2 separate regions of the Homo sapiens genome follow, and region 1 is linked to region 2. A link is a contact called in ENCODE Hi-C data. All regions are on one chromosome and are shown on one strand. Each heading gives the region's core, a stretch centred on a gene start or an enhancer-like site at or near the end of the contact. The rest is flanking DNA. Distances are from core to core; before and after follow the strand shown. Region 1 overlaps MICOS10-NBL1 (MICOS10-NBL1 readthrough). Region 2 overlaps UBR4 (ubiquitin protein ligase E3 component n-recognin 4).

Region 1 (6,852 bases), core at 1,408-3,907, 560 kb after region 2:
TTTCTTTCATGATTGTGTAGTGGCATGATCCTGGCTCACTGCAGCCTCAACCTCCCAGGACCGAGTGATCCTCTCACCTCAGCCTCCCAAGTAGCTGGGACCACAGGCATGCACCACCACACCTGGCTAGTTTTTAAATTTTTGTAGAGATGGGATCGTCTTATGTTGCCCAGGCTGGTCTTGAATTCCTGAGCTCAAGCAATTCTCTCACCTTGGCCTCCCAAAGTGCTGGGATTACAGGTGTGAGCCACCATGCTTAGCCTACTTTACGTTTTCTTTTCTTTTCTTTTCTTTGAGACAGAGTCTCGCTTTGTCGCCCAGGCTGGAGTGCAGTGGCGTGATCTCGGCTCACTGCAAGCTCCGCCTCCCGGGTTCACGCCATTCTCCTGCCTCAGCCTCCGTGTGTGTTACAGTGACCTACAGTATTTAGTACAGTCACATGTGGTCCAGATTTGTAGCCTAGGAGCAATGGGCTATGCCATATAGCCTAGGTTTGTAATAGCCTAGACTATTCAGGTTTGAGTTCACTCTATCACCTAATGGCACATTTCTCAGAGTGCATCCCCATGGCTAACTGACGCATGACTATAGTTGCGCTCTTATATTTAGTTCAGAATTCAGAACCTCTGCTTCCCTCCTGAGAGCCATCTCTGACTGTGCCAACTCAAAACAACTGCCCCCTATTTACCCACATCCCTGGACCTCCCCTCAGGGGAGTGTCTGAGTGGGCATAGGGTCTGTGCCCCCAGCTCCCTGCCCTCACCCTTGCCTTTCTCCCCACCCTCCTAGAAGTGAGTGAGTGTGGAACTGCAGGGCCCTGAACGGCCCAGGGCAGGGCATTGCTTTGCCTGACTTGCTGGGGGCCTTGGGACAGCCCCTTGCAGAGCAGGGAGACTTGGCTGGGAGATCTCCAACTTTCCTTCCCGCCCTCGCTTTTGGGGAGTCCCATGACTTGCTGTGTGACCTTCAGGGCGGGAGGAAGGGTTGAGAATCTGGGTGAGGCTCTCAAGGCTCAGGAAGGAAAGTACGATCGCTGCTTAAAAAAAAAAAATAGATTAGTTGCTGCTTGAAAAAACAAAAAAGCGTAAACCAACAAAAAAGCATAAACCAACAAAAAAAGAAAACCTGCTAGCCAAGAGCCCACCCCACCGGTGGGGGCAGCCTGGGCTCTTCGGGGCTGGGCAGGAGGGTGGGCGGAGGCAGGTGTGTCTGGATGACAGCCGTGTGTGGGAGAGACTTCATCTGGCATCCTCGCTGCCTCCTGTTCCAGCCCAGCCTTGGCTCTGATGCTGGCCCAGCCTTTCCCATGATCCCCTGGGGGGAAGAGAGCTGACCTTAGTGGGTGCCTCCTAGGTGCTGAGTACCTTCATTTACTCCTCCCAATTCTTCTCCAGGGAAGGTGCAATGCTTCCCATGTTAGGGTTGAGAAAGGCAGTTTCTGAGGAGTGAACTTATTTCTGGAGTCACACAGCTCCTAAGGGGAGGGGCTGCAGTTCAAACACTGGGGACTCCAGGGTCCACGCTTCCAGGGGGAGCCCGGGGAAAATGCTGGAGCTCCACGCTGCTGGCCCGGGGAGGCCGAGGCCCCAGCGCCCTGCGGAGAGCCTGCTAGGGCCTGGTGGGTTGGGTTATAGCACCCCTCTGTGGACACAGCTGGCCCTGTGATAACCTCAGCTGTGCACTGGAAAGGGTGGAAGGTAAGGAGGGGGCCTTCTGCCTCAGTTCGTCTCATTTCTCCTAACCTCTGTCCCAGCCTGACGCTGATAACCAGTTCCTGATCTCTGGGCCTGCAACCTCTTCCAAAAAGTCACCATTACCCCATTTCCCAGTAAGCCTCCATTAGCCTCAACCCCAGTCTCAACACTCGGCTTCAGCCTAGTTGTGACCCACAGCCTCGGTTGTGACCTCTCCTAATTCCAACTCCAAGTGCTCACCCCAGCCTCCCTCCCTCCCTCTGTCCCTCCCTCCCTGCCTCCCTCCCTCTTTTCTTTCCTGTCCTTTTTTTCCCTTTCCTTTTTGACAGGTTCTTGCTCTGTCACCCAGTCTGGAGTGCAGGGACGCAATCATGGCTCACTGCAGCCCCAAGCCTGGTCTCAAGCCATCCTCCCGCCTCAGCTTCCCACATAGCTGGACTACAGGTGCACATCACAATGCATAATGTGATAATAAAAAATGTGTTATCACAGTGTGATAATAAAAAAATATTTTATTTTATTTTATTTTATTTTGAGACCAAGTCTCACTTTGCTTCCCAGGCTAGTCTTGGACTCCTGAGTTCAAGTGGTCCTCCCGCTTTGGCCTCCCAAAGTGCTAGAATTACAGGTGTGAGCCACCATGCCTGGCCCAGGCTACTTGCATTACAACCCCAGTCTCAATTCCAAATCCACATCACTTTCTGCCCCAGTCACCTCCCTGGCCCCCTGTGACCTGTTGTTCCTGAGGAAGCAAGATGGGGTCAGATATAGGAGGACAAGAGTCCCTGGACCTCTCCTAAGGGTCTAGGGGGCCAGTCCAGCCCAGGGAGCCCTGGCCTTAAATGGACCTCCAGGACCCTTCAGGTGTGCTGTGGGCAGACCTGACTCAGGAGTGAGGAAGCCGCCTGCATGCCAGGCTTGTTGAAAAATTCACTGGGTTGCCAGTTAGGGAGGAATCCATTCTATTTTGTTAGGATGTGGTTGTACTGGAAACATGGGCTTTGTCAGCAAGACCGGAAATGCGTGGGTGAGGGCCTGGATCGTGACAGGAACTCATTTGGGAGGCGGCGGGGGGGCAGCCTGTCCGACCTCACTTCCAGCTGCCCTTCCTCCCCAGTGGGCTGGGAGTGGGGCTTATCCCGGCATTGGGGTCCCCTGAGATGGAGACCTGCAGGAGAGGGGCAGGAGCTGGGGGAACTTGCTGGATGGGGAGCGGAGTGCTTGGAGGGGTTCACAGCCCTGCAGGAGCCCCACTCAGCCAGCCCACCTCTAGACCCGTGCTCCCCAGACACTTTATAAAGTACTTGGCTCTGGGCTGGGTGCAGTGGCTCACACCTGTAATCCCAGCACCTTGGGAGGCCGAGGTGGGCAGATCACTTGAGGTCAGGAGTTTGAGACCAGCCTGGCCAACCTGGTGAAACCCCATCTCTACTAAAAATACAAAAATCAGCCAGGTGTGGTGGCGAATGCCTGTAATTCCAGCTATTCTGGAGGCTGAGGCAGGAGAATCACTTGAACCCGGGAGGCGGAGGTTGCAGTGAGCCAAGATCATGCCATGACACTCCAGCCTGGGCGACAGAGTGAGACTCTGTCTCAAAAAAATAGATAAGTAAGGCCGGGCGCAGTGGCTCACACCTGTAATCCCAGCACTTTGGGAGGCTGAGGCGGGCGGATCACGAGGTCAGGAGATCGAGACCATCCTGGCTAACACGGTGAAACCCCGTCTCTACTGAAAATACAAAAAATTAGTGGGGCATGGTGGTGGGCGCCTGCAGTCCCAGCTACACGGGAGGCTGAGGCAGGAGAAGGCGTGAACCCAGGAGGCGGAGCTTGCAGTGAGCAGAGATCGTGCCACTGCACTCCAGCCTGGGCAACAGAGCGAGACTCCGTCTCAAAAAAAAAAAAAAAAAAAAAGTACCTGGCTTTGCCATCTCCATGGCCCATGGTAGGATTGTCCTAAATGGGATGCCCAGTCCCAAGCCACCTGACTCCTGGTGCTGGGCTTCTGTGGGGCCACTGGGACCAGGACTTGTCCCCTCTTCCTCCTGATTTAGCCTCATCCAGGCCCCTCTAGGGACTGTCCCAAGGTAAAGAATCCCTGACTGAGCGCATAGCTGCCTAGGAAGCCTGATCAAAACGCAGACTCCTACCCACCCTAGAACTTTTACTCCACAAGTTCCTAGGGAATTCTGATCAAATTTCAGGTTTGGGAACCACTGGCCTGGCTCACTGCACTCATTTTACAGGTGGTGGGGAAACAGGTCTGAGTGTCCCGGTCACCCAGCACACGTGGACCCATGCCCTTTCTCGGCTGTGCCGTCCTCCGAGGGTTTGGGGGCCTCCTTGAAGAAGGCACTGCCCTCATCTCTGAAGCCTCCCTCTCCCGTGCTTTTTGCACTGGGGGGCATGGGTGAAACTTACCTGGGGCGAGTCTCCTGAAAGCGGAATCCTTTGACACAGACTGCCCTGCAGCGCCACCTTTTGGCAGATCCTGGTATTGTTTTAGTATCTCACTCCATCCTATAGCAGGGGAATTTGCAAATGGCCAAGTGCTTAGCTTTGATTGGCTCCCGCTTGACTCACGTGTTAGAATGGGGCTGGGGACAGTGATCTGTGTAGAGCCCTTGTGGATTCGAGTTTCTGGTGAGGCATCTTAGAGAACAATACTGTCTGGTTCAGGGTCAGTTTTTTTGCCTGAGGTCTGGCCAGCCAAGGTGGCCCAGGAATTCACTGCAGGCCAGGTGCGGTGGCTCACGCCTGTAATCCCAGCACTTTGGAATGCTGAAGCAGGAAGATCGCTTGAGCCCCAGGAGTTTGAGACCAGCCTGGGCAACACGGCGAAACCTGGTCTTTACAGAAATTAGCCAGGTGTGGTGGCGGACGCCTGTAGTCCCAGCAACTCGGGAGGCTGAGGTGGGAGGATCACCTGAGCCCAGGGAAGTCGAGGCTTCAGTGAGCCGTGATCATGCCACTGCACTCCAGCGTGGGTGACCGAGTGAGATCTTTTCTCAAAAAACAAAACCAAAAAGAAATCACAGCAACGTGAAGGTTAAGGCTAACTTTTCAAACATCAGAATCCTGACAATGGTTGCAGTAGCTTTCAAGGAGACATGGTGTGTGGCCAGCCCCTCCAGGGCTGTGTGGACAGCTTTTTGTGTATTTTCCTGGGTGACTCACAGCATCAAAGGGAGAAAGGAGGTAGTAATTGTTCAGCACTTGACATGTGCTTGAACACTTCGTAATCGCAATCCTGTGCCAGGCAGTGGCACCATCTCCCCTTTTTAGATGAAGAAACCGAGGCACCGAGATAAAAAGTAACTTGCTCAAGGCAATTTAGGAAGTTGTAAAACCAACCAACACATATGGAATGTGTATTATCTGCTAGGCTCATTTAATATCTCATCTGACCTTCCAGATACCCATCTGATGTAGGTACCACTCCCAGCTCCAATTGTGAGATTCAGAGGGGAGAAATAACTTGTCCAAAGTTGCACTTGGTTAGTAAGTGGGAGAGCTGGGGTTGCGCCAAGGAGTCGGATGCCAGAGTCCATGCTGTAACACCACTACCCGGCCCCCTGCACCTTGCTGTGCCTCACCTGGCACCTGTGCTCCGTTCTAGGGCTCTGGAGGCCACGGGCATGATGCTTCGGGTCCTGGTGGGGGCTGTCCTCCCTGCCATGCTACTGGCTGCCCCACCACCCATCAACAAGCTGGCACTGTTCCCAGATAAGAGTGCCTGGTGCGAAGCCAAGAACATCACCCAGATCGTGGGCCACAGCGGCTGTGAGGCCAAGTCCATCCAGAACAGGTGGGACCCAAGGGGTGGGTGGGGGGATGCGGACAGGGGTCCAAGGAGGGAGGAAGAGGACCAGGGCTGCCCATCCCTGCCTCCCCAACAGTGACACAGGCATGGTGACCTCTCCTCCCACAGGGCGTGCCTAGGACAGTGCTTCAGCTACAGCGTCCCCAACACCTTCCCACAGTCCACAGAGTCCCTGGTTCACTGTGACTCCTGCATGCCAGCCCAGTCCATGTGGGAGATTGTGAGTACTGCCTGCCTGCCCCACCCAGTCTCGGCCCGGAGCCTGCCCCAGCCTTGGCCTTTCTCCCCAGGCTCCTGTATTCCAGCAGATGGCCACAGGGCCTTAGAAAGGCCCCACTGTGTGCAGGGTGAAGGGCTTGTGCTGGGGATACAAATGTGGGCCTCCCCACAGGATGGCTCAGAAGTCTGACACCAACTTGTACAGGACAGGGATGTTCCCGAAGTTCCATTCTGATGTCTCTCATGGGCTGAAGTCCTTTCAGGGGCTTCCTGTTGTTATAGGATGAGACCAAAATCTTTGCCCTGTCCCGAGAACCTGGCATGGCCTGGCTCAGTGGCCTTTCCAGCCTCCTCCTGCTTCCTGCCTTCCTTAGTAGCTTGACGCTTAACACAGCCACCTTCTTTCAGTGCCTCGCACCTGCTCCGTTCGCTTCTACCCCAGGGCCCTTGCACCTGTTCTTTTCCCTGCTTGGAACACCACCTCTGTCCCCTTTCTCTAGTTCACTTCTATTCATTCTTCTGCCCTTGGCCCAAGCAGCGTTTCCTCAGGGCCCCTTTCCAGGCCCCCTGACTGGGGCACACCCTGGTACCGTTGGCTCTCAGAGCACAGTATGCCTCCGCTTCAAGCACCTTTCACACCTGCAGTCTTCCACCTGCATCCGGGTGATTTTGACAGATCTGTTTCCCCCACTAGACTCTGATTTCCTTGAAGGAAATGTGTCTTTGTGTCCCCAGAGCTGGCACAGGGTAGGCGCTCTGTGGAAGGGAGGAAGGAAGAGAGGAAGGGAGGGAGAAGGAAAAAAGGTACTTAGATGGGTGATGATAGGGGCAGAGTAGGAGGTAGATGGGGTTCCTGCAGGGTGAGCCTCAGCTGGGCTGGGCTTTGGGGTGGGGCTCTTTTGAGGAAGTGAAGTCTGAGCTCAGACCCAAAGGCGCAGTTTAGGGCATGTGGTAGTCGGCGGGGATAGGGGGGTGGGTGGGGGGAACCTTCCAGGCAAAGGGAACAGCATGTGCGGAGTCCCTGAGGCAGAGCCCAAGCACAGGATTGGTAAGAGTGGTGCAGGGTCAGGGGTAGGGGGGCCAGCCAGCTGGTGGCACCTGAAGGTCCTGGGTGGC
Region 2 (6,600 bases), core at 3,689-6,188:
ACAGATGCTGGACTCTGGGAAAGCAGGAGGAGAGGGTGCAAGGACACCCTGCCTGCTTCTGCTGCCTGCAGATGGGCATGGATGGATACATTCAACTTGATCTTCCAGCCCTGTAGGGAATCTGAGGCTGTTGGCTGCTGCAGGATCTGCTCAGGCTCTGGTCTGGCTTACGGTGGCCATGCTGTGACATACTTGCCTCCATAAACAAATATTCCACCAAAGGCACTCAGCCCCACTGTGACCAAGCTCCCACCAATGTCAATTGGATAGCTGTCGACTGGGAAGCAGTCTGGGCCGAGAAGCAAGGCCTCTCTGTGAAGCTTCTGGGTCAGCCTCTGGCTGACCAAAGAAACTGTGAGACAGCCAATTCCCTTTCCAATGAAGGGACCTGACAATTACAAATGTCTGGCTTGTTCAGAAACATACTGACACCTAGTCACCCAGGGCTCTGTCCAGGGCCCCAGGAACACTGAGAAGGAGCGAAATTTGGACAGTGGGAAGGTCTGCGCCATCAGTGCTGCCAGGTGCTGCTCCCGCCAGTCTAAGCAGTTCAGCAGATGATGTAATGCACTCTGATGTCAACCTGCCCCTGCGTGTTTTAACAATGAAGCCTGTGGTCTCGAGGTCAGCCTTTTAACTCACAAGGAAATGGGAGGGAAGGAAAAGATAACATTGTTGAAGAGAAAGAACTAGAAAAGACAAGAGACAGATTGTCCTGTTGCCTAAACTGTGCTGCAGCTACCCGGGGTGAGCTGTACACAACCTTTCAACAGGGAACCGTAAGCCTCTTGCTAGGAGATGGGGCCTACAAGCATGAAACAGTGAATTAAATGGAAGAGCTAAAGGATAGTCAATCTCCTAATTTTTTTTTCTTTGAGACATGGTCTTGCTCTGTCACACAGGCTGGAGTGCAGTGGTGTGATCACGACTCACTGCAGCCTCAACCTCCTTGGCTCAAGCCATCCTCTCACCTCAGTCTCCCGAATAGCTGGGACTACAGGTGTGAGCCTGGCTAATTTAAAACAATTGTTTTTTTCATTAAGACAGAGTCTTGCTATGTTGCTTAGGCTGGGCTCAAGCAATCCTCTTACCTTGGCCTCCCAAGTGCTGGGATGACAGGCGTGAGCCACCGTGCCTGGCCTAAGTGCTTCTTTAAAATTACACTTCCAGGTACCAACCTAACTGTCCCATAATGTGCATATGGATAAAACTACCAATCTCTTTTTTTTCCTGGCTGCCTTCCTTGTCGGTTGACTTTCCCAGATAATCTTGAACATTCCCTTTCCCTTCACACTTGCCAGAAGCATTACCCACTGTAGAGAAAACAGGGATAACAAATCCAGTTTTCCATTTATGAACTGGGTCCTCAGCTCTGCTGCATCCCCTTGATGGGAAACCATCACCTGTAACAATCTATATGCCCTTGACTAATGATGTGGGCACAGCTCCGACCTGTGGCCTCCCCCCATTCAAGAGAACAGTCTGGAAAGTAGAAGTAGCCGCTGCATCGAAGTAGAGGCTTCAGTGGCCTGACTTTTCCCACTTCCTGCTCCCCTGTGAGCTGAACGTCAGTCCAAGGATGCGGTCTTGGGCTGCCCATGGTGGGAGACAGGGCAGTTTGGGGGAAGGAAGTTCCCTTTATTGCTTTTTCTGCATGGCCCTAAAAGAATGCAGATGAGCATCCCCACCTCGGCAAAAAGGCTGCCTTAGGCCAGACGCTTGCTCCGGAACTAGCATGAGAGGCTATGAAAAAGCTGAGGGGATCTCGGGCAGAGGGATGCAGGGTGGGTCTGCGAGATGCCGCCCCTGGGACACAGGGTACTGACGTGTTCAGGACGTAAAGCACAGTGTGAATGATGTACGGGATCAGGTGGATGTTGCTCTCCCGGCCGCCCCCGCCAGTGTCTGCGCTGAACGACTGCTCCATGGCGAAGCGCAGGAAGAGCAGTTTGATGTCATGGATGTTGAGCTGATACGTGGGCTCCCGCTGGCCTGTACATTCCTGGAGGTAAGTGTTGTGTCTAGAGGGAAGCAGAACAAACAATGAAATGGAAGTGAGTTCCTGGTGAAAACCCAGTTTGGGAGACAGAGCCTCCTTCCAGTACTCCCAGGCCTGATGGCTGCAAAGGTTTGCAAACGGAGACAAGAATACAAGGGAAAGTTGAGGCCAAGGCTGGGGCCAGCAGGACGACAAGGCCATAGGACGTTTTCATTTCTGCAGTGACTGAACGTGACACTCGCCAAGTTTTGATGAGAGCCCACCACTCTTGGGCGCCCATTTCTTAATGAACTAATGTTGTAGGACATACCGTGGCTGCATGTGGAGTACATTTTGGAGGAAGCAATGTAGAACTCATCCATTCTGACTGACAAAGTGACCTGTCCATAAGAATGAGCTCTTCAATCTCCAAATAAAAGGGTTTTTTGTTTTTGCTTTTGTTTTTCCTATGTCAATACACATTCCCATCTATCTGGGCTGTGCCTCTTATTAACTGGGTGACCTCGAGCAAGTTGCTCAAACTCTGCATCTCATCTGTACAATGTATACAAGAATACATGCCTGGCCGGGCACAGTGGCTCACACGTGTAATCCCAGCACTTTGAGAGGCCGAGGCAGGTGGATCACCTGAGGTCAGGAGTTCCAGACCAGCCTGGCCAACATGGCAAAACCCCGTCTCTACTAAAAATACAAAAATTAGCTGGGCATGGTGGCAGGCACCTGTAATTCCAGCTACTTGGGAGGCTGAGGCGGGAGAATCGCTTTAACCTGGGAGGCGGAGGCTGCAGTGAGCCAAGATCACGCCACTGCACTCCAGCCTGGGTGACAAGAGCAAAACCCTGTCTCAAAACAAAAGAATAGAGGTTAAGCATTTCAACATGCTCTCCATTGTCACTGCCAGCTGCCTGTTTTATGACAGGCATCTTTTTATCCCTGAGCTTTGAAATAGGACTTGGGGTGGGGCACCACTCCACAAGGCATCAGCAAGACATGAGGACCTCACAGATGCTTTAGCTATTCTTATCTGGGTTTTTAGGACCAGGAAGGCCTTCTAAGGAGCCCAACATCCCCCCTGCCACTAAGCCACTTTCGTATTTAAACCTCAGAGCCACACACTGTAGAAGTGAACTCAGAAATTCTGGCCTCAAGGACCAAGTTGGCCCCACATCTTCTGTCATAAGATCAGCAAAGGAATAGTGAAGACCCAGAAATTTCATCTGGTACCCTGGAAGCTAAGGGTGCTGGTTCCTCCCACCCTGTGGTGGGCCATGTCAGGTCACCCCTTGAGTAAGCCTCCATCCCCCACCCTGTATGCTCTGGACAGCTCCCCAGTCAGCAAGCAGACAGACATGGATTCCCAAGGAAGGTAACAGGAAATGGTGTCACCAGGGGATTGGGCTGATAGCGGGTCTTGTCCCATCCCCTGCAAATCCCCTCCATTCCACCATGAAAAATACTCAACACTCACCTTGCCAAGCAAGTGGCAAAAGCTGATTCAGGGACATGAGGTCCCCAGACCGGAAGGAGCCCGTTGCACTTGGTGTTGGCATTCTGCAGGGCGGCACTCTCCCACTCTTCCCGGCCTCGAGCCAACCTGGATAGGGAGGAGAGCAGGGACAAGCGACTGCTGGCATTAACGTGGCAACCAGGCACCTGGGCGGGGGGGCGGGGGTGGGGGTGGGGGCATGCCAACACTAAGAAGTCAGTCGGCCCAGGCTCCTGACCCTGCGAAGAGAATTTGCTATTTGTAGCCTCAATGTGGTACACACTGGCTTTGCTGACTCAGGTAGGCAGGGCTGTTCTCACTAGCCTTGGGCCCAGGCCAAAGCATATTTTCCTATCATTCAAATAACTGCTTGGGGACCTATATGGTGTCAGGCAGAACACCCTACTCTCCAGAGACTAAGGAGCAGATTTAAAACCACGAGGATGGCAGTCCCACCCGCTCCAGGCCCACAGGCAGGCCTACTGAAGGAGCCATTCCGCAAGAGCCAGGGCCTACCTGACGGCAGCCAGATGGCAGTCGTAGTGCACAATGTTGAAGTGGGACACGGTGCTGTAGCCCTGCTGTTTCCGGGGCTTATTCTCCATCTCCTCCAAGGCTACCCGCTTCGTGAAGGTATAAATGCCCAGGACCTTTGTGGGCTGCAAAGACGACAACATAAGGAGAGGGGAGGAGAAACTCCAAGTCAGGCTCAGGAGAAGCAGAATAGAGGGGAACTGCCGCCCTTCTTGGGCAATGCCTTGGGTTTCAGGTTGCTCTCACTAGGGAAGTTCAGAAGAGCAGGTAAGGCCAGCCCCTCAGTCTGTTGGTGAAGCACTTGGCTGGCCGCAGCCCTAGTGAAACAAGGATTATGGGAGCAACCAGCAAGAAGGGGATGCGGTGCAGATGCAGAGGCATACACATAAGCAAGCCTCGGCCATCTTTCTTTACTTTGTGCTTCATCTGTCTGAAAATGCAGAAGTGACTTCTTGATATTCCCTTGCTTTTCAAAACCTGCTGGGCAGCTCTGAAGAGCCTGCATTACGCAGGACTAACGAGCCCTGTGGCCCAGGCACCTGCCCTTTCACAGCCTGTATTCTAAGCAGTAAGTTCCAGCTGGAAAGAAGAGGCCACCTTTGAGCCTTCAGGAGAGCCAGCAGGTCACTGGCTGCTCTGCTCCTTTCAGGTGGAATCTAGTTTGGATAAGCCTAGAAAGTTCTGATTTTCTCCCCAGTTACCCTGAATGGAGGCAGCATGGTATGTTTTTAAAAGCCCAGGTCTGGAGTCTGAGAAGCCTAGGCTGGAATTCTGGCTCTGCCATGTGACCTTTGTTTGCTTAACCACAAGTTGAGACTTTTTACAGGTTTAAATAAAATTATCCAGTTTACACAAAGCTCTGAGCATGAGGCCTCACATATAGGAAGAATCCAATGAGCAGCATTTGTCATGATGATGATAAAGATAACAAAGTCTAAAGTTCGGATGAGCTCGCCTTCCTGCCTCTAAAGAGGACAGCTGGTCCTTTTGTTAATCTCCTAAGATGCAGGCCTTGATCTTGCCTAGCTAAGAACAAAATGGCCTGGAGGAGGGGGATGCTACCTAGAACAAGGGGTCAGGCTGGGCCCTCAGGACCGACCGTAGGCCCAGCAGCTGTACCTGGAACTTGTATCCCTCCCTGCAGATGCAGCACGTGAGGCCAGGCTCCTCGATCAGCTCTTCCATCTGCTTCAGGAGTGCTGTCTTGGTCACGACCTGGCCCTTTTCATTTGTCTGTAGGGGAACCCCGGTGGCATGTCAAGGGGATTTCCACACACCCTCTCCCACCCTAGCTTGGAGATGCTCAGGAACAGGGCTAACCTTCTACCTCCACTAAAAGGACAGGTGCATGAGAGGAAAGCCCTTGAGCTGTCTTCTAATAAGGATAAAGACCCAGGCCCTTCTGCTATTCTCTCTTCCTACAGGAACCACTGAAGCAAAGGAAGTCATCCAGCTGGAGCCCTGGCAAGGTGCCACCTGCCATCAGAAAAGCCCCCTTTCTTCATGCCAGCATCTTCGTGCCAGCAATGCCAAGTCTCAGCTTCCAAGGGTTGTTGCACTATGATTCATTCACTGTTCCCAGGTGAGCTTTTCAACTGCTGACACTCAAGTCTGTGCTTTGGAAAAGGAGCTTGTAGGACTCTGCTTCCTCCAAGGTGGGACAGTTAGAAGAGCACAGAACCCTTTGTGTCAACCACTTATTAGTTATGTGCCTTGGCCTATTTACTTCACCTCTCAGTTTCAGTTACTTCATCTGGAAAATGGGTATAACAATATCAACCTCCTAGAACTACTTGAGGGCTTAAATAAGTCCTCAATAAACTTAATGGCTATTATCACTGGTTTACTGTTTTGGTAAACTTCGTAAGTCACTTACTCCGAGTCTCATCTGTATGATAGAACGATAGTAGTTCCACCTCTGAGAGGGCCGAACACACCTAGTTCCTTCCTCCTACTCTGTCCAGCCTTCTCTTTCCCCATGGCCAACCCCAGGGCTGTCCCATGGCCACCTCCTCATCAACAGTGTGGGCAGAAATATGGGGACTCTAGGTGGTAGCTTTACCGTCATGCCCAGGGTGCCCAGGGCCTTCTGCCTCATTGCCATGGCCATGCGCTTCTTCTCTGCCCGGGTCTCCCTGCGGGCTGCGTCAATCTTCTTGTTTACGTCAGGGTGTTCCCGCAGGGCTTCCAGCAGGTTCTCTGCCAAGGTCCCAATGCCCTCATCACTGGACACCTGCTCCAGCTTATGCAGGTTCGGGATGGAATCAGTTCCAATCAGAACCTGCCAGTAAGAGACCAGAGAGACACATGCCTCCAATTATGTAGACAAACCTTCTTCCCGGGAGCTTAAAGGTTTAGAAACTCAACCAGCATGCACCATCTCATGTCACCTGCTCAGCTGCAATCAGGTCCTTTGATTCCACACTTTGACAGACACAGACAAATGGAAGAGGGTTTGGCTCTGCCACTGCCTCTGACCAATTCCTATGCTCTAAGCTCAGTATTTCCATCTATAAAATGGGGATAGTGCAAGGGCTGCTGTGATGACTAAAAACTAGATAACATATGCAAAGCATCCATC

What was found. A loop is a pair of places that touch in the nucleus more often than their neighbours do. Pooled maps may share reads with other maps.
Region 1: a loop to region 2 is called in a pooled map, with 3 times the contacts of the local background. The contact joins two enhancer-like sites. A Hi-C loop is called at or near these places in 4 of 50 pooled maps.

What each region holds. Positions count from the first base shown.
Region 1 is chr1:19,649,699-19,656,550 of GRCh38, forward strand. It overlaps MICOS10-NBL1 (MICOS10-NBL1 readthrough), which reads left to right. Exons shown (of 4, transcript NM_001204089.2): 2 at 5,314-5,502; 3 at 5,626-5,737. The coding sequence starts at 5,333. It overlaps NBL1 (NBL1, DAN family BMP antagonist), which reads left to right. Exons shown (of 4, transcript NM_005380.8): 2 at 5,314-5,502; 3 at 5,626-5,737. The coding sequence starts at 5,333. Among named protein-coding and RNA genes, the nearest start is that of NBL1, 8.8 kb to the left of the region's middle. RefSeq lists an enhancer at 727-1,344 and a silencer at 4,195-4,334. Within about 2 kb of position 2,658, at least 20 of the 41 ENCODE cell types and tissues checked have a DNase peak (open chromatin) inside an H3K27ac peak, as active enhancers do.
Region 2 is chr1:19,082,678-19,089,277 of GRCh38, forward strand. It overlaps UBR4 (ubiquitin protein ligase E3 component n-recognin 4), which reads right to left. Exons shown (of 106, transcript NM_020765.3): 98 at 6,082-6,300; 99 at 5,139-5,252; 100 at 4,002-4,144; 101 at 3,468-3,593; 102 at 1,827-2,021. Among named protein-coding and RNA genes, the nearest start is that of UBR4, 120 kb to the right of the region's middle. RefSeq lists an enhancer at 4,994-5,363. Within about 2 kb of position 4,939, at least 10 of the 41 ENCODE cell types and tissues checked have a DNase peak (open chromatin) inside an H3K27ac peak, as active enhancers do.